Regions from separate parts of the Homo sapiens genome. Here region 2 is linked to region 1. The links are chromatin loops, found by intact Hi-C in ENCODE. Cell type or tissue: GM12878. All regions are shown on one strand. Each heading gives the region's core, and the rest is flanking DNA. Links, peaks and the distances in the headings are about the cores only. Region 1 holds the start of RIIAD1 (regulatory subunit of type II PKA R-subunit domain containing 1). Region 2 holds the start of LOC124904420 (a long non-coding RNA gene).

Evidence for each region. Peaks named below come from ENCODE experiments on the same cell type or tissue, not always from the same donor. Only the 100,000 strongest peaks of a DNase experiment are listed, where the experiment ranks them.
Region 2: a loop joins it to region 1, with 2.2 times the contacts of the local background. A loop is called at or near these places in 18 of 110 quality-filtered maps.

Annotation. Positions count from the first base shown.
Region 1 is chr1:151,713,000-151,728,535 of GRCh38, forward strand. RIIAD1 (regulatory subunit of type II PKA R-subunit domain containing 1) reads left to right here and starts at 8,523. Exons shown (of 5, transcript NM_001144956.3): 1 at 8,523-8,621; 2 at 9,087-9,163; 3 at 14,576-14,622. The coding sequence starts at 8,538. CELF3 (CUGBP Elav-like family member 3) reads right to left here and starts at 3,804. Exons shown (of 13, transcript NM_007185.7): 1 at 2,877-3,804; 2 at 1,595-1,677. The coding sequence starts at 3,021. RefSeq lists an enhancer at 3,734-4,028 and a silencer at 8,408-8,477. In GM12878, for the core only: no CTCF peak of the experiment used is centred there; DNase peaks (open chromatin) are centred at 7,792 and 8,064; H3K4me3 peaks cover 1,481 bases; H3K27ac peaks cover 863 bases.
Region 2 is chr1:151,612,725-151,620,724 of GRCh38, forward strand. The region is part of intron 1 of SNX27 (sorting nexin 27); the gene reads left to right. LOC124904420 (a long non-coding RNA gene) reads right to left here and starts at 644. Exons shown (of 2, transcript XR_007066622.1): 1 at 467-644. RefSeq lists enhancers at 5,898-6,398, 6,399-6,899. In GM12878, for the core only: no CTCF peak of the experiment used is centred there; no DNase peak of the experiment used is centred there; H3K4me3 peaks cover 1,182 bases; H3K27ac peaks cover 1,183 bases.

The DNA.
Region 1 (15,536 bases), core at 4,097-12,096:
GGGAAGACAAAGGGTCACAGACATCTGCTCCCCACAACTGCCCTGGGTCTGTTCCTTCAAACCCCTTGGATGGGGGTCCCTCTTGGAGGATGGAACCCTCATTTCCTACTGGAAGCTGTGTCAGGTCCCTCTGGATTCTGTCCCCTGGGACAAGGGCTAAAGTGGAGAATTCAGCGTCACCTAGAAGCTCTGGAGAAGGGCTAGACAATCATTAACCAGGCGCCCTTCTTCCTCACCCCCACCCTGGGCTGGACTTCCTCAAGAAGGGCAGGTGGTGCCTCTCCACACCCAGGATGGAGCTCTGCCTGAGCTGCCAGGCAGCTGGAGGGGCACAGACCTAGGGTGGACACCTGCAGCTGGTACACATGACCTTTGGGGCTCATGCCCATCCCCAGGCTGTCTCTCATCCATGTCTCCACTCCAGTCCTCTTTATCTACCTTTTCCTCTGACCCCCTCTCATTTCTGCAGGGGCTCTGAGATAGGGAGACAACAGAAAAAGACAAACAGCGATGGAGATGAAAACTGTTGATTTGTGAGGGGCCTCCACAGAGAAAAACAGGGAAGGCAAGTTGGGACTGGATGGGGACCAAGCTTCCCAGGGATACGTGTGCCCAAACCCCACACATCTGGCCTGTCAAGAGCTCACATGCCTGTGTGCACAAACACACGCTCGCCTTGGGTCCTGCAGCTCACACACGTGCATGGCCCTTAACTCTGGCTGTGACAGGCAATGCCTATTCTTGACACTGACTGGGATAAGATCTTTGGTGGGCGTGGGGGTTTGGGTGGATTTGCCGCAGTTGGCTTTGCTTTCCTAGCAGTACTCAAAGGTTGAGGCCATGGAAGGGCTTGGGACAATCAGCAAGGCTGGCTGGGAAGAAGACACAAAGAGATAGGACCTTGCAGGAGAGGGGCCACCTCTGAGGCCACCCCTGCCTCCCTGGGCATACCTGGTGGCATCAGGCCTGATCCTCTACAATGTCTGTCCCTGCCCTTGCCTGCTACTTCCAGGCCTACCTCCAGCCCAGACCTGCCCAGGCCTGCCCAGGCCCTGCTCTACCCTGATGCTCTGTGGCTCTGTTCCTGGGACTCTTCCTGGGAGACAGAAGGGAGATGAGAGCTCAAGAACCAGCACCGAGATGCCAATCTAGCCGGCACCAGCTGCCTGTTCTCTGGGCACTCCTCCCTCATCTCACAGCCACCCAGCCTGCCTTTCCAGAGTGACAAAAGAGTGCCTGGGTGCCCCCTGCTCACCCTGATCCACACTTGGTGTCCAGAGACTTTTCCCCACACCTTCCAACCAGCGAGTCCTCCCTCTAGTGTTGCCCCATGGGCAGCTTGGGAAGTGGGGAAGGGGCTGCATCTGCTCCTGGTAAAAGTCATGTTTACGCCACTAATCGCTGCTTTCCTTCTCTCCAGGTAACAAGAAATGCATGCATCTACAGCAAGAAAGATGGATGCTACAGAGAGAGAGGGGGACTTCCTGGTGATGAGAGGAGGTGGAAATTATGCTCAGTGTCAGGAGGGTGGTGAGCCTCCTGCCACTTCTATGGCCCTTCTCAGTCCCCTGGCCCTGCAAAGGGCAGGACTCACCCCTGGAAGCGTCTTCTGTTCGTGCAGGGCGCTCTGGGCCTTCAGGGCTGAATCCCGGGCACAGTATGTCAGGAAGGCACATCCTGAGGAGGGGCAGGGGCAGAGAAACACGGCGGGGGGTGAGTCCTCCATCTCCCCTCTCTGAAAGGCTCCCTTCCAAAGACTGACGACTGGGAAGCTTTCCCTTCTTGTCATCTTCTGCCTGCTGGGGTAGAGAGGTGTCTCCAAGGGGTAGACTCTCTGCCCCAGAAGTGGGGCAGACACCTGGAGGCCTAAATACTGGTGGTGATGGGAGAGGGAGGACACTTGGGCTGTCAGGAGATGGGCTTTGTGTAGGGAGAGAAGGACCATGTGACCGCCAGACAAGTAAGAGTAGTGTGGCTTTCTCTCCTGCTGAGCTGTTCTCCTTTCCCCTCTCTCCCTCACCTCCACCTCCCTCCATCTTGATCACCATCATCCCTCTCTTCTCCCATTTTCCCTATTTCCTCATCTCTCCCCACCTCCACCATAGGCAGGTGGAGGACGGAGAGTGAAATAGAGAAGGGAAGGGAAGAACAGTTAGTTAGCCGGAAGTGCCTCTTCCCTGTGCCAGGTGGAGGGGGAGCTGGTGTGGCCCCTGGGATCCCCGGTGTGTGGAGCTCTCCAAGTGCTGACCCTGACCGCCCCCACTTAGCCGCACAGCCCTTGGATAGGCCTGAGGAGCACCCTCCCTTCTCCCCCACTCTCTTAACTTTCTAAGCCTCCCACACTTTCCAGATCTTTACCAATCTCCAGCCTTCATGCCCTGCTTCCTAGTCCCTCTCTTTAGTCCTGGAGCTGCCCTGCCCAGTCCAGCTCCACGCTTTCCACATTGAACACCTGACCCTGTGTCCTGACCCCCATCCCAATATTATCTGAGGCTGCTCAGATTCTCAGTCTTGCTGCACACGCACACACACACACACCCCTACCCAGCTGCTTATCTCCCAAACCAGCTCTCTTGTCCCTCCATTCTTTCTTGAGTTCATCCCATGACATCAACACACCCATATGTCTGGGATCCACATCTTTGCAGCCGTCTTGACAACTCTTCAGCCAAAAGAGGCCCTCCTTAGTCCTTCACCGGGGTTTCCTGATCACTCTAGCTGAGTTCTTTTTCAGCTCCTCCATCCACTTTCCTCAGGCCTGAACTCTTCTCCTTCCACATCAGCCCTTCCCAGCCGCTCCACCCCTCCAGCCTGGCTTAACTTCCCCCAGCCTCCCAGCCCACCCCGAAGCCTCTTCAGCCTGCCCGACCCCTCACCCTTGTGCAGCCCGGTGTACTTGTCCTTGATGACAGTCAGCTCAAAGATCCGACCAAACTGTTCGAAGATGGGCTTCAGGTCCTTCTCCTCCAGATGCCTCGGGATCTGCCCCACAAACAGCTTGATGGCATCCGGCTCCTTCATTGAGGCGGCCCAGGAGGAGGGGCCGAGGGGAGCAGGGAGAGGCCCAAAGGCCAAGGGGAGCTGCCCAGCAAGGAGATAAGTGGTGGGGCCCGGGGGCCCAGCTGGGGCTGGCTTTCCCTTTGGCCCCCAACCACGCTGCTAAGCAGAGGGGCGGCTCTTCACACAAAGGAGGCCCAGGGAGTTGAGTGCTAGGGGTCAGGGGTCTAGGCAGACGCTGTCATGCCACCAGGGGGCATCGCCTAAACAAACGATCTCCCTCCCAGAGATCTGGCAAATGTCCCAGGATGGGGGTGAGTATGGCCAAGACCTGGAGGGTTAGGTGGTAGCCGGGGGTGCTAGGGCTTAGAGGGCTGGGAACTGGGAGTTGAGATGAGAGCTGGAGGCGGGGAAAGGGCCTGAGGAGGGTGATGGGGAGGAGACTGAGGGGTTAAGGGGCCTGCTATGGTTGCCAGCAGCGTCAGTAAGGGGGGCCCACTCCTGATGTGGGGCAGGTGAATCTCTCGTTGGCTTCCCTGGGAGGACACCTCCCCTGTGGCGGATCCTTCTGCTGGGTCCGAAGATCCCTGATGCCAGATGCTTGATCTCTGATGGCGGCAGGGCTCCAGGGGTCCCTTTTGCCCTGCCGCCCCCCTTCAGGTCCTCCCCTCAGCCCCCCTCCCACCCCCACCCCAGTCCCCGGGCCTGGGCTGCTGCCGGCTGCTCCCGCCGCTGGGGCTGCCTGCTTTCCCGGTCACCTGGGTCCCGGAGCTCTGCTCTCCGGCCGCGCTCTCCTCAACAAAAACCTCCCCCCTCCACACCCCCCTCCCCACTCCCACCTCCTTTCCCCTGACATCAGTGATGTCAGTCTCAGGGGTCGAATACAAATTCTCTACCCTGGAGAGGGACGCACAATCCAGGCACGAGCCACGCCCTCTTTCTATCTCCATCCTCCCTGACTCCCTTCCCGCCCCCAGAAGAGCAGCTGGTCCTGTTGATAATAACCCTTCCCCCATCTTACTCCCCAGTCAGGAGTTGGGCAAAGCACTAAGATGGAGAATTTATAGAGGAACCCTAAAGTGGGGTCCATTGTTCCGGGGGCTGGAGCTGTCCCCGGTGCTGGAAGACTCAGCAGATGGGGGGTGGCGGGGAAAGAGGGGAGCCCGGCATCTGGGGAGCCCCAAGAGTAGAGAGTCAAGGAAAGAAATCAGGGGAAAGAAAAATGAGAAAGGACGGTTGCATAGGCTGAAGGGAAAGGAGATATAGATGGAGAGGGAAGCAGGTCGCAGAGTCTGGGGGAAAAAGAAAAAATGCAGAGAGGAAAAATGGAAAGGGACGTGGAGAAGGAGGAGCAGGATGAGAAGAATGCAGAAAGAGAACTGTATATTTTCCAGAAAAGGAACCAAGAAAAACGATAGCTTTCTGGCATTTGCCGATGCCCCCTTCTCTCCCTCTGGGGGGTTTGTGTGTATAAGTGCGTGGGCAGGGAGGCCGCGGAGGCGGCGCCGCGGGCGCTCTCACTTGTAAGCTCCTTGAAGACCAGGACACCGTTTAATTCAGCATCTTACTGTTCACAGTGTCTAGCACCCTGTCTTGCTCATGCGTAGCAGGAGCTTAACAAACACTCCATGCAAACAACCTCTGACAACAGTGGATTCCTGATTCCTTCAGTGGGAAGAACCACAGCTGTCAAGCTTCCCCTTAGGATGCAGAAACCCAATTACTCTTTCCTTTGCTTCTTTCTTCAGTTGGGTTCTTTGAGTTGGACTCAAATTGAGCCAGGTAGCACAGAAGAGCAGGGGAGGCACATTCGGGGACCATTGCTCCCCTGACCATGGATACTTCTATGGATGATTGGCAGGCTCCACGATCTGGAGGGAGCGTGACCCCTCCATGCACTGGGCCCACTCAGAGCACGCCCTCAGTGCAGGGATTATCTGTGGACATCAAACCTTGTCAGTGGTGGTAGCCCTTGCTTTCTGTCAGTGCTCAGCAACGGGGGCTCTCCTGGGGCTCTGGGCTTTTGTAGAGCACCCTGTCTTCCTGTCATTCCCTTCTTCTCCCCCGGGGTAGGGCTGCTGTTTCCACAGAGGCACTCGTGTCTCTAAACTGTGTCCCAGCTGAGTCCCAGGGGCCTCCATTCCTGAGCTATCACGGCAGGCAGGCTTCTCTTCTGGAAGGGAAATAATAGTAACAGCCAGTGCTTACATGGCTCTTACAGTGTCCCAGGCTTTGTGCCAAGTGCTTTATATTTACTAACTCCTAAACCCTCACCACCCCCCTATGATGTAGATTTTGTCATCTCCAAATAGAGAGGAGGTAACCAAGACACAGAGCTGAAATAACTTGCCTAAAGCCATGCAGCTAGAAAGAGGTCTAGCTGAGACTGGAGCCTGGGCAGTCTGGCTCCTGAGTCCACGCATTTAACTCCCACATCAAACATTCCTCTTGAGAATGGGAGCAGTGGTGAAGTCTGGCCTTTCTTCCTCTTCTGTCTCCATTTAAGCCCTGGATGAGAGAGAGTCTTTCTTTTTACTGCTTGATTCTGTGGACCACCTCCCATCCTTCCTTAGCCTGTTTTTTTGTTGTGGCCTGGAGCCACGCTCTGGCAGGTGCTTGCATTTGAGTGAATGTGTATGTGTGTAGACTTGATTACACTTCATCACATGGATGCCCGGGTCCCCCAAGTAGGGTCCCCTAAGATGGGGTGGCAGTGGGGGGAGGTGCTAGAGGACTCAGTGGTGGGTGCTCAGAAGAAGCGAATGACGGCAGAGCCAGGGAATCAAGAAGGGCACACACATCTTGAAAGTAACTTTCCACTCACCTACCCCACCCCCACTGCTCCTTTCCTTGCCTTCTAATCTGATCTTGGTATTTATGGAGATGCTAAACAGATCATGTCCTCTGAGGATGGAGAAGGGGAAGACCCTATGGCCCTGTTGATCTCATTACTCTATGTCTTCTCAGCAGATCTGCCGCCCTGCTGCTCATTCAGGCTTGGGGCTAATCATATTAATTGAAATATTAAACATTCACAAAAATGAATTAAAATGAACTCCCCTCACTCCTCCTCCCAGTCAGTAATTGGGGAGACAGCTGCAGACAGCAAAATGCGTCCAGTCCTTTGCTTAGTTTGTGGTCCCCAAAGGTGTCAGTCTGAGAGAAGAGGCAGGGTTTAGAGGAGAAGAGTTGTACCACTCATCAGACTCTCCTTGCTGAGTGACGGTGAACACATCTCTGGTGTTCTTTCAGGCCATGGGATGGGAGTCCTGTGAGGTAAAGGCAGGGGAGCCCTGAGACTCAGATGCCTATTCTGGAAAGTTTCTCTCTAGGAGAGAGAGAGGCTTCCAGGATACTTTCTCTGCCCACCACCCCCAAGCTCACCCTCTTTTTTATTCCTCTGCAGTCAAAGCTAGGCTGCCCTACATAAAAAGATTATTGAATTTATAAAGGGAGAGCTCTGATCCTGGCTTTAGATTCTTAGGAAATGAGAAATGCTGGATAATTGGGATATTTTTCAGAAAGGGCAAAATGTGGTGGTATGTGTGGGCAGAGTGGCTAGTCATGAAGTACTTACTGGCTTCCCTGATTGAATACAGAGTGAAGACATCTGCAGCAGAATTTATGAGAGTGCACAAAGAATTGATTCTATAACCTTCCTGCCCTCAAGTGGCTTCCACCTCAAGTGGAAGGTAAGACAGGCCAACACAATACATAATAGTGAGTACTGAGACGCTGTTAAAAAAACAAAAAGTAGCCCCTCTCATACATGGGCATTTGGGTCATAGGATGTGATCAGTGAAGAAAGGCTTGATTGATTATCAAAGCACAAGAAGATCACAGATTGGCAGACGGAGGGTATCAATCATTTCCTACTTGGAGGTGGGGAGGTAGAGAACACTGTGCATGCCTGTGTGTGTTTGAGTGTGTAGGTTTGCTGGTCCAGGCTCTGGCATTGTCTAATATAATACAAGCCACATATATGGTTTAAAAATGTCTAGTAGCCATATATAAAAGCAAAAAGAAACAAGAGAAATTACTTTTAATAATAAATGTTATTTAACCTGATATATCCAAAATACTATTTCAACATGTAAATCAATTACATGTTATTAATGAGATTTTTTTCATACCAAGCCTTCAAAATCCTGTGTGTATTTTATATTTGCTGCACATTTAACACCTACAGCCACTTTTCAAGTGTTCAAGAGCCACAGGTGGCTTGTGGTGACTGTACTGGCTGGCACAGCTCTGGAGGTGCCACCACCAGCTTCTCTGGAGGGAGTATGGGGAGAAAAGACAGATCTTGGCCAAGAGGAACCATTATCTCTGGTTAACCTCTTGCTCCTGCCGGGAAAAAAAAAATCACTTCTGACAGATGGCAGCTTATCTCTCTCTCACTCTATTAACTCTCTCTCTTAAAAAAAGACAATCAACCAAAATGATCACTAACCAAGATGGGGTTCCTGGGAAGTGGCTTGTAGCCCACTACCTAATTTACTTCTTGTGGTTTTCCCTGGCTTGGGAACTGCCAACACTTTCACTTCTTTTCCTCAGTCTTTGCTGGAAAGGACAGAAGCAGACCAATGATAACCCCTCCACGGCCAGGGCCTAATGCTGAGCTTGTTTCTCATGGTATTTTCTTGCTCCTTAGGGCAGTTGTTCACAAATCTGAAAAGACAGCCTCCCTTTTTTCTCCTGCTTCTCAGAAGGCCTCTGCTGAGCACGATCTCTGTGGGGGTAGGAGCTCGGCATGTGTGTATTGACAGACAGGCTCATGCCCTTTCTCGTGGCTATTTTCAGCTCTCTGGCTTTATGTTTCACTTTCTCTTCTTAATTAGATACTAGAAGAACAAATCTTGAAGACCAAATTCCCTTTCTCCTCCCGTATTCAGTTGGGAGTGGAATAAAATAATTTAGAATTTATGAGGAGCCCAGGGTGAAGAGAAAGTTAATCTACACAAAAAAGTCAGTCCAAGAGGGGGAAATTCTGGCAGAATGTCCCCCAGGTCCTTTCCAGCATCTTTAGTCGGACAGAACGTTCCTTCCTTTGCAGAACTCAGCTCACTCTATGTTCTGGGGTGCTTCCACGTTGTTTGAAGAATCCACGGCTCCAGTGTCGAATGTGTACCGGACAGAGGGACGGGTTGGCTTCTGGGACAGTGGAAAGGGAAGAAGCTTGGGTTCTCTTTCCCCAGTACTAGGCTTCCTCTAGCTTCTGTCCAAGTGAGGGAGTCTGGAAGCAGATTCGGGGAGACCTTTTTTCCTGTTTTACTCTAGAGCTAACAAAAAAACCCTGAAGTTGGGTGGGGTCAAAAAGGGCTCATTCCACATACAATTAAGTCCAGAAATCAGTCCCCCAATCCGGGAAAGGCGATCCTTTAGAGACCCACCCCCCAAGCCCCCGCCCCGGAGCTCACCCCTCAGTTCCCTCAGCCCCTAGCCCCTGCTTCGCTGAAGGGGCCGGGCTTGGGGGCAGGGCGGGGCCGGGGGCGGGGCCTCGCCGGCTCGCGGCCGGTCGCCTTGACGACCGCAGCAAGATGGAGACGCTGCCAGGCTTGCTGCAGCGGCCCGACCCCGGGGCGCTTAGCGCAGCGCAGCTGGAGCAGCTGCGAAAATTCAAGGTGGGTGCGCCCGCGCCCCCATCCAGCGTCCACCAAAGTGTAGCTGCCCCAGGACTGGGGCCCCAGACTGGGAAGAGAGCCGCCGAGAGAAGGGGAGCGGGAGCCTGTTCCCTGATAAAGTGGGGAGGGCGCAGGGGAGACCCCCGGCGGACCTCTAGGCGTCTGATCCCAGCACAGAGCGCGACGGGCATCTGAGAGTGCAGGAAGAACTAACTCAGGGACTCGGCCAGAGAAATGGGCCGAAATTACTGCCAGACACATCCGACCTTAGTAAAGGCCCCTCATCCTGAACAAGCGGCAGAATGATATTTTATCTGTAAGAAGATGGGTGGCTTAAACTTTCAAGCATCCTGGGGAAAGACTTGGGTTAAATGCGCACGCCGTTTCCCGCAGCCCTTCACATCTCCAGGGCTGAACCCTGAATCTGTCTCCTAATGGAAGTGACCCTTTGTTCTTGCCCCCCAGATTCAGACTCGGATTGCTAACGAAAAGTACCTAAGGACCCACAAAGAAGTAGAGTGGCTCATAAGTGGTTTCTTCAGGTAGGTGGTTTTCCAGGCTCTGGGATTTGTGGCACGCAGGGTTTTCTTCGTTATCTCTAGAGGTTTCCTTCAGTTATCTCTAAATTCTTAAAAATATGTCTATTCATTTACTTTAACCATAAGGATAAATACATACCTTATGACACTTGGAAGAGGGAATTTGGCGTTGCGAAACCCAACAGCCATCCACTGGGTGTAGAACACTATTCTCAACCATAGGAGCTTAACAAAATCACTAGTTGAACTTAAAACAAAAATCAGTTGTCTGGTTGGCCCTTCCCTACTTGAAAACATTACTGTAGAAAAATTCCAAGGGTTGGAAGCCACTCTTTTCTTGGGGAAGAGAAGACAATTTACCAGCGTATCCTGGAATATGTTCTTTCCTTCCCCCACCCTCCTTTCAGCCTGGCATTTGCTTGAATGGAAACATATCCTAATGGGATGAAGAAGGAGAATTAAAAAAATAAATCACGGAGCATCAGTGGATGAAAACAATAGAGCTATCTCAAATGCTGTTTGGTTATAGACAAATAGACAAGGTTTAAATAATTATAATGGCACCCATCTCCAGGCATTGTGCTGTTCCCCTACATTAGCACTTACCACACTGTATTGTAATTGAGCTGTCAATCTTCTGTTACTGGTCCAAAGCTCCGAGCTTGTGGAGTGTGTTTGTGTTCTCAGTGCCCACGCAGTGTGTGGCATCTTGGAACACTTTTGCTGATCCTCCCAGCACCTCCACAAAAGACAGGTGATTGTCATTTTTATTTTATAAGTGAGAAAATTTAAGCTTAGAAAGGTGAAGTACCTTCCCAAAGTTGCTGAACCAGGATTCAAACCCCTGGTTTTCCCACTGTATTGTGCTGTAAGCAGTCGGTCCCCATTTCCCCTCTGGACTGTGTGCTTATAGCCAGAGGTGGGCCCTCCCTTGTCTTCTCAAAAGTTGGCGAGGTCAGGCAAGGTGGCTCATGCCTGTAATCCCAGCACTTTGGGAGGCCGAGGCGGGTGGATCACCTGAGGTCGGGAGTTCGAGACCAGCCTGACCAACATGGTGAAACCCCGTCTCTACTAAAAATACAAAATTAGCCAGGCGTGGTGGCACATGCCTGTAATCCCAGCTACTTGAGAGGCTGAGGCAGGAGAATCGCTTGAACCCAGGAGGCAAAGGTTGCAGTGAGCTGGGATTGCTCCATTGCACTCTAGCCTGGGCAACAAGAGCAAAACTCCATCGCAAACAAACAAAAAAAAGTTGGCCAGGCAGATGCGTTGGCTCACGCCTGTGATCCCAGCACTTTGGGAGGCTGAGAGGGGTGGATCACTTGAGGCCAGGAGTTCGAGACCTGCCTGGCCAACATGAGGAAACCCTGTCTCTACTAAAAATACAAAAATTAGTCAGGCGTGGTGGCACGTGCCTGTAATCCCAGCTACCTGGGAGACTGAGGCAGGAGAATCGCTTAAACCTGGGAGGCAGAGGTTGCAGTGAGCCGAGATTGCGCCACTGCACTCCAGCCTGGGCGACAGAGCAAGATTCTATCTCATGAAATAAAAATTAAAAAAACTCACTATTCATATTATAGACGTTTCTCCAAGTGGCAACAAATTCTCAGAGGGCAGATAGGGGAAGGAAACAGAGAAAACTGAAACCTATCCAGTTATGAAGGTTGGCCAGGGATAAGCCTTGGGCAAAAGAGAGTTTAGGGATCCTCTGTCAATATCAGACCTGAGGATCAGGCCGTCACCTTTTGCAACTTTTCTTCTAAAGGGAAATAAGATGATATCGTTCCTATCCTGGGGAGCTTGCTCTCCAAGTTAGTAGTAGTTCCAGCAGAGAGATTGGGGATAGAAGTTAAAAGCTGAAACTAAATCAACATTTGCATTGCTCACAAACAACAGGATTAGAATGCTTGGGGTTGATGAATAAGAATGAGTTGTTTCAGTCACCTGTCAGAGATGGCCTTGATTCTCTCTTTGTCCAGGAACAGTTTCCAGGAGCAGCCTGGGTATCTGAGACTGGCTGCTGTGGGAACAGCCCCAGATACTTCCTTTCCTTTCTTACCATGTTCCTGTCAAGGCCAGGTAGGCCACCAGGTTTTTCTTTTTGCTGTCCCTAAAGCTACTCTACCTGAAATTCTTCTGACCTCTTTTCCTGGGTGGAGCTTGCAGAGGGTTTAGTGTTTGAAGTTTTAGGGTTTACTTTTGTTTGTTTGGTGTCATTGTTCCCTTTGATTGGTACCGGGATGAACCAGAATCAGCTTCTGTCCCTGCTGGCCACCTCACATGGTCCTTCCTATGAGAAAAGAAGAAGGGAGAAGTGAGGGCAGAGTCCTGAGCACCGTGCCTGTCCTTGTCTGTTCTGCAGATATCTGCTGTTGATACATTCCAAGCCAAAAGAAGCTCTGAAGGGTTCTTTCTGGGAAGCAAACTCCCCACTTGGGTTTTTTAGATCCTAATGATTTATGGCCATTCAGCCACAATTCTCCAGCCTATATTGGTAAATACAGCGTACCAAACTCTTAACACCTTGAGTTTTGGACCTGAAAAATGGAAAGAGTAGGAATCTGACTTATTTTAAGGTACACAGAAACCTCAGGTTTTGTGCTGCAGATATGATAGATAGCCAGGTATGAAATTGTAGAAAGTATTTTTTTTTTTTTTGAGACGGAGTCTCGCTCTGTCGCTTAGGCTGGAGTGCAGTGGTGCGATCTCAGCTCACTGCAACCTCCGCCTCCCGTATTCACGCCATTCTCCTGCCTCAGCCTCCTGAGTAGCTAGGACTATAGGCACCCGCCACCACGCCCGGCTAATTATTTTGCATTTTTTTTTTTTTAGTAGAGACGGGGTTTCACTGCGTTAGCCAGGATGGTCTTGATCTCCTGACCTCATGATCCACCTGCCTGGGCCTCCCAAAGTGCTGGGATTACAGGCATGAGCCACCGCACCTCGCCTTTTTTTTTTTTTTTTTTTTGGAGACGAAGTCTCCCACTGTCATCTGGGCTGGAGTGCAGTGGCGCAATATCGGCTCACTGCAGCCTCCACCTCCTGAGTTCAAGCTATTCTCCTGCCTCCACCTCCCAAGTAGCTGGGATTACAGGTGCCTGCCACCAGGCCCGGCTAATTTTTTGTATTTTTAGTAGAGATGGGGTTTCACTATGTTGGCCAGGCTGGTCTCAAACTCCTGTCCTCGTGATCTGCCTGCCTCGGCCTCCCAAAGTGCTGGGATTACAAATACAGCAGTAATCATGTCCTTCCTTGGCTGGAAAAATCTTCAGTAGTTCCACAACGTTGCTTTTTTGGGTTTGTTTTTAAAAATTCTATTGAAATATACTGAAAAGTGACATATCCTAAGCTGGATGAACTGTCAGAGGGTGAAAATACACATGGTACTATTGTTCAGATGAAGAAATAGAACCTTACCAACACCTCACATCCTTTGTGCCCCTCCCAGTCACTCCCCTTAAAACAGTAGCCAGTATCCTGACTTCTACTAGCACGGATTTATTGTGCGCTTTTGTATTTTATATGAATGGAATTTTACACTATGTGCTCTTTTGTGCCTGTTTCCTTTTGCTCAGTCGTATCTTGTAGATCCTCCATTCTCACTGCTGTATAATATTCCAGCATGTGTTATGCCATGTTTTGTCTATTTCCATTGTCTTTCAGATTGAGTATAAATGTCCCTCCCCAGCATTCAAGGCTCTCCGTAATAGAACCTCTTCTGTTTCCCACTACTCCCTGCATGCGTCCCTCACTCAAGCCAGACCACATTTCTGCTCATTCTGCTGACCCTATGGAGCTCAGGCACAGATGCCTCTTGAGTGCTCTTTTGGACTCAAGATAGAAAGGTGTCTACAACCCACTTCCTACTCTCAAGGAAGTCATAGTCTATAGAACACAAACTGTTTCTCTTTCTGGGCCTTTGCTCTTGCTGTTTCCCTGGATCTGGAATGTTTTTGTCCCTCAACCCTCATCCTGCCTACTACAATCCCATGTGTACTTCAAGGGTCCTCTCAAATGCCAGCTGCTCTGTGAAGATTGTTGGGGTCCCCCTCTCAGTAACCTCTCTCCCCACTCTGATCTCCCAGAGCACTATTTAATACTCCTCTTTAGCACTTGTCAGAGGTTCCTTGGCCTTTTGGACATTTGGAAACTAACCTCTTCCTTTTTACTTACCTGTAAATTATTTGAGGTAGGGCTATATTTTATTTTATTTTGAAAAAAGCAGTCACTCATATCTAGTGCAATTACTTGCACATAATTTGTGCCCAATAATTATCAAAATGAATTGAAGGAGAAGGGGGGCAAAATTCTTGAAGGTTAGGAAGGAGGGGCTTCTTGGGGAGTTGGGAGGCCTTGGCCAAGAGAACATATTATAGAGGGCACTGACCTTGGAGTCACAAGACCTGGGCCCTCTTTACTTCATTTACCAAGTTTATGAACTTGGGCAAATCATTAATCTTTTGAAGGCTTGGTTTCTTTGGATGTAAAATGGGGGCATAATAATGGTTGTTTCACAGGGTTGTTGTAAAGTGAGACAATATTTGTGAACATACTTTATGAACCATAAAACTCTATGCAATGTAAGGCATTTTCAACTCTCTAGTGGCATTGGCCCTGCAGGTGTTACCACAGTGTCTCCTTGCTGGACTGAGGGGCCAATAACCATCTGCGGTCCATCTTTTAGCTCTGTTTATTGTATCTCCCTCTGCCCCTTGAATTCATGGTTAAGCTTACTCAGGACATTGTGGGGCTGCATATCTCCCACCATTCGTGGGCCGGCCGGCATGTTCTTCATCTTTGCCTCTTGCCCCTGGCTTGAGATCTGGTTCAGTGAAAATGATCGTTGAGGCCGGGTGCCGTGGCTCACGCCTGTAATCCCAGCACTTTGGGAGGCCGAAGTAGGAGGATCGCTTGAGCCTGGGAGTTAGAAACCAGCCTGGGCCACATAGTAAGACTCTGCCGCTACAAAAAAAAATTAGCCATCGCACATGCCTGTAGTCCCAGCTAGTCGAGAGGCTGGAGATGGGAGGATCTCTTGAGCCAGGGAGGTTGATCGCGCCACTGTACTCCAGGCTGGGTGACAGAGCAAGACGCTGTCTCAAATAAATAAATAAATGCACACATAAACAAGATTGTTGACGGAATGACAAGCCCCACTTGGCTGCAGCACAGCTCTTTCTCGACGTAAGCAATATCCTAGTGTATTGCCATTTAGGATGCTTCACTCCTTGCCTTAGATACGGAGTTGAAGGAAAATCATGAATGAAAGGGTCTTTGTCAGGAGTCTGCGGATTTATTGACTCCCAAGATGGTTGTGTCTCAGGTTCATCTGTGAAAGTACAGGACCTGAAACAGTAGCCACAGCCTGCGTTAAAGTCTACTTTACCTCCCATCCTATCCCTTAATGTTTTCCAGAGAAATATTTTTGAAAAGACCAGACAACATCCTAGAATTTGCTGCAGGTGAGTAAGGCAGCGTCGGTTTTGGGTATCTGACAAAGCCAGCGCAGGGAGCATGATTGTGAGTTTAGACTTGAATGAGCCCAGGATTCTCCCAGAGTCTGGGGTACTCCTTCACCTGATGTCCCCAAAGGGAGCTTTTTTCAGCTTTTTCTTTCCTCCATCATCATTTCCTCAAAATGAGGACAGACAAGAAATGAGGCAGAACTTCCTCATGGTGAGGATTGTTAAGAATTTTGAGATTCCCAAAGGAACATAGCGGCAGTTTTTCCCTTGGGAATCTTAAAGCAGGGTTCTCAACCCTAGCTGTACATCAGAATCACCTGGGGAGCTTTTAGAACTACTGATGCTCAGTCCCCACCACCAGAGAGTTTTATTTAATTAGTCTGGGGTGGGGCCCAGCATACATAGCTTTAAAGACTCCCCAGGTGATTCTAATGGACTGGCTGCCTTAAGGTCAACGGTATTTAGAGGGAAAGGGATGGATTGGACGATTTCTTGGTTCCTGTTAGTCCTGAGAATTGGTTACATCCCAGACCTCAAACCATTGCTAACAGAATCTCAATACGCCTTTGCTAGCGCAGCAGATGCTGCCTCTGATTCACAGTATGCTGGGTGTATAAAAACCCTCATCTGGCGTCATCCTGCGAGAGCCTGGCTCTCCTCTGAGAGGGTATTCTCAGAGAAGGCGTGATAGCTCAGAGACAGGAGCTGGCAAGCGGAGCTGAGACAAGAATAATACTTGGCATTTATTTGGGCCCCAAGATGGGCCTGGAGCAGAAAACCCAGAGAATCCCTGAGCCCTCTGATGGCTCTCTGTGCGTCAGCAGGCGGAGGAGCAAACGGTGCGACTCGGGGTAGGTGGGGGGTGGGGGGTGGGGGGTGGGGCCAGGCACAGCGTGGAGGGGAGGCAGCCA
Region 2 (8,000 bases), core at 1-8,000, 100 kb before region 1:
CGTCGTCTCCAGCTGATGCCCTTGCGCCCCCAGTGCTCCTCCCTGTGCCCCGATTACTCTGGGCTCTTCTCCGCCCCTTTGCCTTCCCGTTTGGCGTGCTGCATTCTGCTCCTCACTCCCCCTCGTCTTGCTCAGAAGGAACCTCATCTGCTCCTTACTGACGGCGTTTCGTTTTCTGATCCAGCCAGTACCGTGTCCCCCCCAAGTTCTCATCTTCAGCATCGCAGTTTCGTTCTCCACCACTCCCCTCCGCCCCCGTGGACTGCCCCTTCTGCCCTCCAGACCAAGTAGGCAGGACCTCTGGTCTGCTCCTACTTTTCCTCCGGAAACACCATCCCTCCCCGCTCGTCTCCTTTTTCTTTCCTTAGTTACCCTCTCCTCATGGTTACGCTGCCCCTAAATTTTTCCATCCCACCGTGTGCCCCTTTCCTCCCCTCCTTTTTGTATTTCTACTCCAAGAGTTTACCTTGCTTTCTGACCCTTGCATGCCTTTGGGGTGGGGGGCGTGGGATTTGACACCGTAGTTTCTCTTCTCGGTTGGCCCCGTATCACACCCTAATTTGGAATCTAGCGTCTCCATCAGCACACCCCTCTGAGAGCATCCCTTCCCTGGCCTCCTGCCTTCACTCCTGCTCTATACTCATGCCTCCTCCTAGTCAGGTTTATGGTAGACCCCTTGTAACTCCTCCTCCTTCAAAACTACTTCAAGCCCTTTTTGGGTCTTTGACCGCTTTGCTTTTTTAGGGCATGCCCGTCTCTGCTGCCTCTTCTACTCTATCCTCCTGTGATCCCACACTTGACTTTGTCCTAGTCTTTCCCTCCCCTAGGCTGCTTTTCCTTTCTTCTGTTTTTTAAGGCGCCTTCTGCTGCTGCAGCCCACCCTCTCTCCCCTGCTGCAGTCCCTCCCCCTTCATACGCCTCCCCCACCACATCCCTCCATGCTCTTGCGGGATGCTGCCTTGTCTTGCAATCTCTGTGCACACCGCCTCCATTACCCTAATCTAGGTGTTACATTTGCCTTTTTGTACTTCGTATTGAAATTCGGATAGTGATTGCCGGTTGACTTGCAGGTGGTGTGTGCTCGCGTTGTCTCCGTTCTCCTCAGCAGTCTTCAGTGCTGTGTTTCTGCTTACTGAATCTATGTTGTGCATTCCTTTTTTACACTTTTACTCTCTCCCTCCATATTTCGATTTGCCCACTTGAAATCGTTCTCATTTTTTATAAATTTTAATTGTAATTTCCGCAACCTTCTGTTGCCTCTTGTAAAACAGTAGGTTTGCAAAAGGGATAGTTTTTTGAAAATCTGCCTTATAGAGAAATCCATTCCTTCTTACTCATCTCGTGCCATCTACCCTTATCCTTGACATTCTTAACTCCATGGTGTCCACTCATTCTGTTTCCTCACCTCTTCCACCTCAAGAAATGGTTGGTTTTAACCTGGGAGAGTTGATTGAAAAAAAAAAAAAGAAATAGTTGCTCACCTAGGCCAGTGTTTGGAGACAGTATACCTTTCCTCTGTCCTTTCTGTAAATAGATGCTTTCTTGTTTCATTAATGTCCTACATACTGTTTCCTAGTATTCCTAGTATTGTCTGACAATATATTCTTTTTTTTTCCTTGAGATGGAGTTTTGATCGTCACCCAGGCTGGAGTGCAGTGGCGCGATCTCGGCTCACTGCAACCTCCGCCTCCCGGGTTCAAGCGATTCTCCTGCCTCAGCCTCCTGAGTAGCTGGGATTACAGGCATGTGTCATCATGACCAGCTAATTTTGTATTTTTAGTAGAGACGGGTTTCACCATGTTGGCCAGGCTGGTCTGAAACTCCTGACCTCAGGTGATCCGCCCGCCTCGGCCTCCCAAAGTGCTGGGATTACAATAATGACTTTCAGATTTCTTATACTTGGGCACCTAATTATTTTCTTTCTAGATAACTCAAAATTTGTGGCTGATGTTTTCTTCCAATAGAAGGTCTCAGAATTGTCACTTTCCTTTCCCTTTGGAAGTTAATTTTGGACTCAGCTTCTTATTTTTAAATTTAAAACTAAAGCATTTATAATTATAAATTTATGATGAAGTTCTACATTATTTACTCTTCACAGGATCTAAAGGAACTAAACCAAAAAGAATAATTCTGTAGGAGACTATAGTTAATATGATCTATCTTTGCAGATACACGCACACATCCCAACATACATAGTTAGTGGCTTCTTGCCTTTATTGTGGCTTCTGCCCAAGAGCCTAGGTATAAACTGTAAAGGAGACCTCAGATAATCCCCTAGGAAAGGTAGAAGGACTTGCCTTAGGCTCAGGTTCCAGACTAGGAAGCTGGGAAATCTTTGCCTTCTAGAGAAAAAACATTACTTTTTGGCACATCCTTTGTGGTAAGTAGAGAACTTTGTCACTTTTAGTGGGCAGGGGAAAAGAATACTCTGCCTAGAAGACCTCTCTGGAAGGTTGTGATAATCAGAAATCTTCCTGGCATTGGTTTCTCACTCTTCCAACTATCTGTATTTTGATTTCCAAATTCTCTGAACCTTCTTTGGTACTATAGGGGAAGTAATGATAATTACAGCCCAAAGCCAAGCTAGTGGTACATTCTGTGAGACCCCAACTATACAGTGTCTTTCTCTTTTCTTTTTTTTTTTCTTCCTTTCTTCGATAGTCTGCGCCTTCTCTTTAGGGTTTCAAGTGAGAGGGGAAATCAGCAACCAAATAGATGTGGTTCTTGAGGGATATCTGTGCCCGCTACTTGTCTCGATCTTGGTTAGGTTGATGCTAATTTTCCTAAAGCATTTTTTAGGCAATACTCCTTAGAGCTTTTGTCTGTCCTCCAAGTTCTTAAAGTTTACCTCTGTTGTCCCAGGAAAGCTTTGCATGTTGCTGAAGAGCCAGGTGGGGTCAGAATTAGGGATAGGTGGATTATCATTGTGTGGATATAGTTTGTATCAAGTCATAGGTGAATGTATGGACCTTGATAATTGCTATTTAAGACTTTTCCCTATTTTAGATTCTTCTATTGTGTTTACAAATTGTTTTTGTAACAATTTTCGTATTTTTCAGTTGTTTGGACAACTGACAGTGGTGTGAAAGAACAGAGTAACTTTGAAATTTAAGGGCATACAAACTTGGACACAAGTAAGAGCTTCAGTTTCTTTGTGTTTCTTTTAAAGTCGGCTTACCAAGGCTCTGTCCTAATCTTTAGTCCTGAAACTAAATTGGAGCCCATATGGTTCAGTTTGCCTTTTCTCCTTTCAAAACTGTCTAGATTCTAACAGGGCTTGGTACTGCAGTATGAACAAGCCCTCTGGGCTCTAAATTTTACTGCAGATGGAAAGTTTTTTTGACTAGCAAAGCTGGTTTCCACCTTGTAATTTTTCCCAGTGTAACATATACTGAGTGTTTTCCCTTTGATGTGTATGTACCTGGAGGCTAATGAGTAAAGAATGCTTTCAACAAACAGAACCAAAATAAATATGTCTTTGCACTAATTATATAGTATGTGAAGTAACATTTGACTTCAGGTTAATTTTCTTAAGGTTAAAGTAGTTCCAAGGACTCTTGATTGATTTCTCGAGAGACGCTGCTGGAAGGTTTTAGTGTGTGGTGGATATGGATATAAAACTGTCTGTATTTTTGAAGGATTAGTTTAAGCATGGACCACTAAGATTGGCTTGCAAGCATTCAAAATCATGATATATTTATGCTAGTCAGTATATATGCTTTCCTCTTTGATAGCCACCAGATAATAGACTCATCAACTTTCCCTCATTAAAGTCATAAGATAAAATAAAACTGTGTATATCAATTTGTTTTTTGAAAGTCAGTTTTTTAACTTCATTTTATGTGAGAGTTTGAAAATGAATTAAAGAGGCTGGTGCCACAAGAAGTATTTTTATGAGTTAAGTGTGAGTCATGTAACACAGACTAGGTACCGTCTCAAAAGCCGCTTTCTCAATTGCAACTGAATTCTATTTGACTGATATTTTCTAGGTAGATTTTGGTAATGTTTGAAATAATGAAATCATGGTTATTGATCAAAGGAAATTTGTTTGGCAGCGGTTCTCAGGCTTTAGGGTACATGAGAAGCACTTGGGTGTGCTTATCTAAAGTACAGATTCTCAGGCTCACCTTTTAAGGGTTATGATTCAGTAGATCTTTCATAGGGCCTAGAAATCTTTATTTTTTTACTCCTTTGCCAGGTGTGGGTAATGCAACCCACATACTCAGTTACATGCCCAGGGTGATGCAGTAGGTTGTAGGCCTTGGATTCTCAGTTCATTTTATCTTCATGATTATATTGAGAGTAATGAGCTAAGGTTATACCAACAAATAGTGAATTGTTAGGCTCTCGAATTCCAACCTAAGTGGAAAATCAGTTAAATACTAACTGTTCTATCTGATCGTCTATACTTTATTTATTGGATCTTGCTAAGCTCTTGAAATAAAGATGGATGGTTAAGAGGTAGCACAAGTTAATATTAATAGTTATAATAATCATTTTACTGCTTTGCAGCGTGTATAGTGTGTTATAGTTTGTAGTTTTATTTATTTATTTATTTATTTATTTATTTAGAGACAGCGTTTCACTCTTGTTGCCCAGGCTGGAGTGCAGTGGTGCGATCTCGGCTCACTGCAACCTCCGCCTCCCGGGTTCAAGCAATTCCCCTGCCTCAGCTTCCCAAGCAGCTGGGATTACAGGCATGTGCCACCACGCCCATCTAATTTTTGTATTTTTAGTAGAGACGGGGTTTCTCCATGTTGGTCAGGCCAGGCTGGTCTCAAACTCCCCACCTCAGGTGATCAGCCCGCCTCGGCCTCCCAAAGTGCTGGGATTACAGGCATGAGCCACTGCGCCCAGTCAGTCTGTAGTGTTTTTACATCTGATCTTCACACAGTCCTGTGAGATAGGAAGATTATAAGCTCATCAAGGGCAGGGACTACATCAAATACTATGTATTTGTTGTATCCCTAGCCAAATGTCTGGTGGCCCATGGAAAGTATTCTTCAGTAAATACTTGCCAAATGAATATATGAGTATTATCCCTATTTTATAAGACAGGAAATGGAAACTGAGTGTTGTACCAATGAATGGCAACCAGAATTAAATCCAGATCTTTGGATTCTAGATCTTGAATATTTTCTCTTTTTAGAGCTGTTTTTTTTTTTTTTTTTTTTTTTAAAGAGATAGGAGTCTCACTATGTTGCCCAGGCTGTACTTGAATTCTGGGCTCAAGTGATCCTCCCACCTCAGCCTTCCGAGTAGCTGGCACTACAGGCATGCACTACCACACCTGGCTAATTTTTTTGTACTTTTTTTTTTTTTTTGTAGAGATGGGGTTGCCATGTTGCCCAGTGTGGTCTTGAACCCCTGGCCTCAAGTGATCTGCCCACTTTGGCCTCCTAAACCGCTGGCATTGCAGGCTTGAGCACCTGGCTGCTTAAAATTCAGTTACATTCATATAAACGTCGATAGTGGTTGAACTTTGGTTCTACTATTGTGAAATGTAACTATTTTATATCTTTATTTACTCACTATTACCCATTGTTAAATTGGATGAGAGACAGGGGACTAAAGCAGGCATTCTTTGCCTTTATTATTGCTATCTTTACCCTGTTGGTTATCAGTGAAGACAGCAGAACAATCATTTTTAAATTCCTTTTAATTTCACAGGTAGTTGAGGTTGCAAACAAATAAAACTAAATTTGAAAATAGCATTACCTTCCCCTCAGAAATCACTTCCACAGATTGCTGTAACCAGGAAAATATATTTTATTAGTAGCATAACAATTTGTCTGGGTCTTTTAACTTATTGTGAAGAACAGTTCTTTTTCCATCCACCACTGACCAGTTTTTTTCAGATGAGGGCCTGTTACCATGCTCTCAAAGATAATTATTTTTCTAGGTAAGTCCCATTGGGAATAATTCTTATGACCTTGTAGATAAGCAAAGAGACTTAATTGACAAGCAGACACTTAACAATTTATGATCACTGCTCAAAATGCTTTTTGAGCATAATCTTTGGCAGGTTCATTCATTAGATGATGGCATTGCTGACAAAAGGATATTGTGGTGGTTTAGGTTAGAGCCATTTAGGTTCATTCTTTTCTTCCACCTCAGCTATACAGATGTTTTCTGTGCTTCTTGGGCAATCCAGTAAGAGCCCATGGATGGGTTGGTACAGTTCAGCCCACATTTGGAAAAAAATTTTAGGCAGTTTTAAAATATCTTTTAAAAAATTGCAGCTCATAGTAAGAGATACATTTTACATTATAACCTAATATATATGCAAAAAAAAAAAACACCTGAAATAAGCTTCACAAAAATTATGTTTACTGGCCAGGCACAGTGGCTCACGCCTGTAATCCCAGCACTTTGGGAAGCCGAGGTGGGCGGATCACTTGAGCTCAGGAATTCGAAACCAGCCTGGGCAACATGGTGAAACCTCATCTCTGCAAAAAATACAAAAGTTAGCCACGTGTGGTGGCGCATGCCTATAGTCCCAGCTACTCAGGAGGCTGAGGTGGGAGGATTGCTGGAGCCTGGGATGTTGAGGCTGCAGTGAGCCATGATCACATCACTGACCTCAAGCCTGGGAGACAGAAACCCTGTCTCAAAAATAAAACAAAACTGAACACCAGAGTGCATGATACCAGTAAATACAGTTTTTTTGGTTTCTTTTTTCCTCTCACCTTAGCCTTCCAGAAAGCTGGGACCATAGGCGTATGCCACCATGCCCAGCTAATTTTTTGTATTTTTTGTAGAGACAGGGTTTCACCATGTTGCCCAGGCTGGTCTGAGATTCCTGGGCTGAAGTGATCCGCTTGCCTCGGCTTCCCAAAGTGCTGGGATTACAGGTGTGAGCCACCGTGCCGGGCCCACTCTGGTATTTTTTAGTTTGTTCATATTTTGAGTTTCTTTGTTCTGTTTTTTTGAGTGCTGGTGGTGGCCTGGTACATTAATTTCACAACTCATTAGGTTGTGATCCACTGTCTGAAAAACAGTAATTTAGGGCATCACTTTTCCTGATATTGGCATGCTAAATATTACTTCATACTCAGTTTGGTTCCACAAGTAAGCACACACTGTATATAAAGAACTGCTTGGCTTGTATGAGTCACAGGGTCTCTGCATCCCTGCCTTTGAGAAGCTTACACTGCAGTAGGGAAGGTAAACAATTTGCTGTGTGTAAAGCTAAACGAGGTAATAGAGATAAATGAAAAGCACAATCGAAGTATAGAGGCAGGAGTGAATATGCCTAAGAAGACTGGTGGGGAGACAGCTCATACAAGGCTTTTAAACTGGATTGAAGAACAAATAAAACTTCAGAGAAGGGGCAAGGATTTTATAGGTTGAGGAAAACTGTGACCAAAGAGGGGAAAATGTGAAAAGCTCTTAGGCTAGCAAGGGGCTTAAAGTTGCTGTTTGTCTGTAGACATTTGTGATGATAGAAACTGGAAAGGAAGGTTGCAGTAAGATTTTAAAAAGATGGCTTTGAATGTAATCCCAAGAAGTTTGGATTTTTTTCTCTTTATGAGCTCAGAATATAGCTGTGTGTGCATTAATACCCAGGACTTCCTGTGAATTCAGTTTTATATAATTATTTACCAGAAGAAGTTGAATAACTTTTCCAAGGCGAAAGAGGAAAATCACTATTAGAATTAGAGTAATTTCAGAGCCATCTAGTCTCTTGGACTGTCTTGTACTATATAAAGAAGGGAACTAAGAACAACTAAGCTCTGACACCCAGAACTGGGAACAGCTGGTGAGGAGCTGGTTGCCTTTAACTTGTGTTTGTATTTTATTTCACAATCGAATCCAGCTTCTCAGTTATCCTTTCTCTTTCTCTTCTGTTTTAAATGACTATACTTACTATTGTGTTTACAATTGATAACTTTCATCCTTGTGTGCTACAAGCCTGTTGTGTTCTAGCTCTACTTTCCTCCAAGTCTGTTCCTCTGATTTGAAGATGCTTTTTTTTTTTTTGTGACAGAGTCTTGCTC